2 separate regions of the Homo sapiens genome follow, and region 1 is linked to region 2. Evidence: chromatin loops called from intact Hi-C (ENCODE). Cell type or tissue: ascending aorta. All regions are shown on one strand.

Region 1 (2,500 bases), 470 kb after region 2:
TGCATGGTCAGGTCATCTCTTAAAATGGGAATCCGGGAAAGCAGTGTAAATGGCAGCATGGTACCCTTCCTCTCATTGTTCTTTCAGGATGGATGCTGGGCAGGAAAGCAGGCGGCCCCTCTGTTGTGGTCATGGAAAGAAAAACAAAAGTTCTGGTGTAACAGAATTAGGATTTCATTGCTTCCTTCTGGAATCTTAACGAAGGTCCCAACTGTGAAGTCTGCTGAACACATCTCAGTTCAAAATGCTGAACTGTACATGCCATCCCCTTCTCCATTGTCTTACAGGTTTTATTAATGATGTGTTTCAGTGATTGATTTTCTGAATGCACAGCTGTCACTCACTGCTTACTTTTTCAGTAGATGTGGTTATCTGGGGTACCCAGGGACACCTGTATTACATACCAAACTCCTCCCCATCTTCTCCATGGCTAGCCAGATTTAGGTATGAGATTTAGGGCTTCTGGCCAGCTTGGTATCATCTAGCACCTTCTGGAAGCTTTGCCTTCACAGCTTACTTGGGGAACTCTAGTTTTAGAACATCCTTATCCCAGGATGAATGGAAAGAAAGATACCAGGGAAGTATTAAATTATTTTAGCATATTAAATATCTGACTAAAAAGTAAAATGTTTATTTGAAGTTTTCAAGATCAGTTTCTTAGAGTGCTGTGTGATTGCTAGTGGTCATGCCATTTGGATGAGTGAAGTTCTTATTTGACATCCATTAAGTATTTGAGTGTCTTCAATTGCAAGTGGCAGAAATTTACCTTCCTCTAGCTTAGGGGATTGATTGGTTTCTGTCTCTGGAAAGGATGTTGGATTAGGCTGGCCTCAAGATCCCCCAGGTCCAGAGATTCAAATGATGTCATCTGCACGTGGCTCTTATCTGTCTTATCCCGTCTTTTCTGTGCATCAATGGTGATGCTTAACTTTACGTGGCTGAAGACATGGTTACAGGCAACTGCAGGCATATTAGCTTCATTTAGCATCTCTTCCCTGTCCCCTGTGTCAGTTTCAAAAGAAGACCAGGAACTTGCAATGCCTTTGATTAGAATATTGGAGCTGTGGCTTTTCTTCCAATCTTTGTCCCTGCACTGCCACATCCACATAAATGAAACACTTAAAGAGGTTATGTGTGTCTTCCAGGAATTAAGTGGATCTCTGGAAAGTTGTTTTGTGATTCATTTGAATTTGTGGGAATGTCTCCCAAGTGCAGGCACCAGAGCCCTGTGGTGGCTAAAGCCCTGGAATGGGCCAAGTCATCCAGGCAGGAGACTCCAGGGAGTGGCAGGAACTGTGCCCAGCTGGAGGGTGTATCCCCACAGCTACTCAGCACCAGATGAGTGATGCCGGGCCCGGTGCCAGGTCTTCCCATTTTTAAAAGAAGCCAGAAATCCAAATTTGTATGTAAATGTTCTCAAGTCTGAAAAGATTGGTGATTAATTCAAGCATTTTCTAAATCACTATCTGGGCCAAAGCACACATCACTGTGATCTCTTCTCAGACTCGTTTTTTAAAGTATAAAGCGAGATCAAGAGTGCTGGGGCACTTTGCTCAAGGCCAGAGGGTGGTGACGTGGCTGACCAGGGCTCAGTCATAGGTCTCCTGACTCCCTGAGCCTGGGGCCCTTTTGAATGGACCACGTTGTAAGCTCTTGTTTTCATTGGCAATGTCTTTGTTTGAATTTTTAAAAAAGCCAGTATTACCTCTGTACCAGATTATAAATTTTTGGCCTGAATTCAGTAGTTTTATGTCAGATTCTGTGGTTCATGGGAGGTAGAATTTTAACATGACTACATTCTTTTGTATGAAGTTGACAGTGGGCCAGCCGGCAAGGATGTCCGTAAGAGTCTGATTGAGCTTGCAGATACCAAGTTGACAGATGGGAGAGTTTGTGTCTATGTTATAAATTAAAGTAAGATTCTAAGCAAAAGTTTAAATATTTCTGATGACATTTTAATTTTAGTCAAGTAGCCATTAATCAAAAGATTGACTTAATGATTCTTGTTTAATTGAAAAATCTGCTGAAGTGAATTAATTTAGGCTTTTGAGTTTGTGGACCCTGGAAAGGATGACCTTTGTGCTTTTATTCTCATTCCTACTCACCTTTGATATCAGAATAACTTTATTTGGCTTGTCAAAAAAAGCATTTCTTTTCTAGATATTGGAAGGTAGCTCAGATTTCAGAAGAAAATGTTAATTAAAATATACTTGGATCTTTGATTTTTGTCTTATCTGCAGATAGACATCAACTTTTGAGAAATGGTCTTAGAAAATGAATATTAGCTGGGCGTGTTGGCTCATGCCTGTAATCCCAGCACTTTGGGAGGCCAACGCGGGTGGATCACCTGAGGTCAGGAGTTCGAGACCAGCCTGGCTAACATGGTGAAACCCCATCTCTACTAAAAATACAAAAACTAGCCACACGTGGTGGCGCCCACCTGTAGTCCCAGCTACTCGGGAGGCTGAGACAGGAGAATTGCTTGAACCCAGGAGGCGGT
Region 2 (2,500 bases):
TGGTTCTCAGCAATACAATGCTTGGCACACAGTAGGCTCACAGCAAATGTCATCAGACTGACTAGAGACACCAGTGATTAGAAAGGCCATAGCTGGAAGTCAAGTTGGATGAGCTAACATTCCACAACGCCAACGCTTTTATTTAGTTACGTATTCTTTCAATATTGCATTTCGAAAACTTCAGGGGCTAAAAAGAGCTCAGAATGAGTTGGTACATTTTCATCAGTTGGGTATCTCTGAATGTCTTCAATGAACACATATAAAATTGGATTCAGAGTGGGTCAGTCTGGCAACCGCCCAGGAAGCCAATCCCCTGGGGCACTAAGTTACCCTGAAATAGAACTGAAATACAGGGGTAGCTGGCACAGGTCTCCCGAGGTGACTCCTTCCTGCTTGGTGAAATGTGCAGGTACCCAGATCCAAGAGAGGATCCAAAAGTATTTAGCAGAAACACACACACACACACACACAGAGAGAGAGAGAGACACACACACACAGGCTCGCCCTGGTCTCTGTCTCAGTCATTAACAATGGCTGTCACCTTAAAGAAGGAACAAATGATCAACCCAGTCTCCCTGGCTCTTAGACACATTTATGGGAAGTCAGCAGGGCAGGAAACACTCACAGGAACCCCAAGTCTGAACTGCCTGCTTCTCAGATGCTGGAAGGAAGCCCGCGGAACTACGAAGAGGGCTGCAATGCAAAATACTAGGGGCCTTCGCAGGGGCGCGCGGGCCGGGCTGCTACAGCCCAGGCCCCGGGCCTTCGCCTGGAGTCCCCGATAGGGGTCAGAGGCCCCCGAGCCCCACTTATGCCCCCACTCCCCGAGCCAAGAAAAAAAAAATTATGCGCACATTTAGGGGGATCATTTGTTCATTTCCTCGGATTCTCACAGGGGTCAGTCCCCACCCTGCCGCCACCAAGTTTACAATCCACTGTCCCAGATCCTCGGGCTGGGGGGGGGGAGGGGCGCGCCGAGGAGGGCTTAGTAGGAGGGCAGCGCCCGGCCTGGACCGGCCCTAGGCTCCCGGGTGCAGCCGGTGAAATGAAGCCGAAAGCCGTAGGCGGCGGCGGGGCCTGCGGGACCCGCGTCCTACCTGCCTCCCCCAGTCCCGGCCCGGTGCCGGGCCCGCCGCCGCCCGCTTGGCCCCGCACCGCCCGCCGAGGCGCAGTTCCGAGGGTCAGGCCCCGGAGCAACCAGAGGAGCCGCGCCATGACGCCCGCTCCGGCGCCGCTCCGCCCTCTGCCCTCTGCCCGTCTCTGCCCCTGCTCCCATCCCACCCCTCCCCCATTCTCTCCCGTCCGCCTGCGCTAGTCGGCCTCCCTCCCCACGCTCCGCCCACACCGCCAGTCCCCTCGTCTCCCTCCCCCTCTTCTCCCTCCCCTGCCCCTCCCTCCTTCCCTCCTTCCCACCTGCTCCTCCCACTATGTGCCCTGGGCCCTCCCAGGTCCCCGCCCCTCTTTCCTCCCACTCTGCCTCTCTCTCCCCCTCCCTCTTCCTCTCCTTTTCCCCTTGCCTTTCCTCCCCCTTCCTCTCCCCCTTCCTCTCTCCCTTCCCTTCCATGAGACCCTCCCCAACCCATCTCTGCATCTCCCAGCTCCTCCCACTCCTGCTCCTCCCTCGCCCTGCCCCCCTCCACCTATCCCAACTCCACTCATCCGCAGCCCAAACACTGATCTGTTTTAGTTTGCATTTTCTAGAGTCGTCCATAAATGGAATCATCCCATATGTACTTGATTTTGTCTGGCTTCTTTCACTCAACATAGTTACTTTGACATGCCTGCGTGTTTTTGCATGGAACAATCATTCATTGCTTCCTGAGCAGTATTCCATTTATGGATATACCACCGTGTGTTTAGTCAGCACTTGATTTAGCCTGCTTTCAATTTTTCCTGATTAGAACTACAGCTGCTAGGAACATCCCTGTGCAAATCTTTGTACAGACATATACGGTTTTTCCTCTCTGGGGTAAATACCTGGAAGTGGAATGCCCAGGTCGTAAGGTAGGTGTAACCATTTAAGAAACTACTATACTGTTTTCCCAAGTGGTTTTTTTCTTTACCTTCCCACTAGCAGTCTATGCGAGTTCCAGTTGTTCTTCATCCTTGCCAACACTTGAAAGTCCAGAGATTTTAACTGTAGATGTTCCGGTTCTGTGTAGTGGTAGCTCATTGTGGCTTTATTATGCATTCTCTAATCGTTAATGATGTTAAGCATCTTTTCATGTGCGTATTTGCAGCGAGTGTATTTTCCTTGGTGAAGTGTCCGTTCAGATCTTTTGCCCATTTAATGTTGAGTTGTTTCATTATTGAGCTTAGAACACTTTATATATTTTGGATGCAAATCTTTTATCAAACATATGCTTTACAAAGATTTTTTTTCCCAGTCTCTTGTTTGTCTTTTCTGTCTCCTAATATTGTCTTGGGAAGAGCAGTTTTTAATTTTGATGAAGCCCAATTTATCAATTTGTTAATGGATTGTTCTTTTTTTGGTATCATA

The links. Peaks named below come from ENCODE experiments on the same cell type or tissue, not always from the same donor. Only the 100,000 strongest peaks of a DNase experiment are listed, where the experiment ranks them.
Region 1: it touches region 2 in a loop (13-fold over the local background); 3 of 110 quality-filtered maps call a loop at or near these places.

What each region holds. Positions count from the first base shown.
Region 1 is chr10:22,619,520-22,622,019 of GRCh38, reverse strand. The region is part of intron 1 of PIP4K2A (phosphatidylinositol-5-phosphate 4-kinase type 2 alpha); the gene reads left to right. Among named protein-coding and RNA genes, the nearest start is that of PIP4K2A, 94 kb to the left of the region's middle. In ascending aorta, no CTCF peak of the experiment used is centred here; DNase peaks (open chromatin) are centred at 1,329 and 1,579; H3K27ac peaks cover 1,773 bases.
Region 2 is chr10:23,094,324-23,096,823 of GRCh38, reverse strand. It overlaps MSRB2 (methionine sulfoxide reductase B2), which reads right to left and starts at 1,245. Exons shown (of 5, transcript NM_012228.4): 1 at 1,098-1,245. The coding sequence starts at 1,215. LOC107984215 (a long non-coding RNA gene) reads left to right here and starts at 1,545. Exons shown (of 3, transcript XR_001747394.2): 1 at 1,545-2,004. RefSeq lists a silencer at 968-1,437. In ascending aorta, no CTCF peak of the experiment used is centred here; DNase peaks (open chromatin) are centred at 343, 643 and 1,273; H3K4me3 peaks cover 2,284 bases; H3K27ac peaks cover 2,355 bases.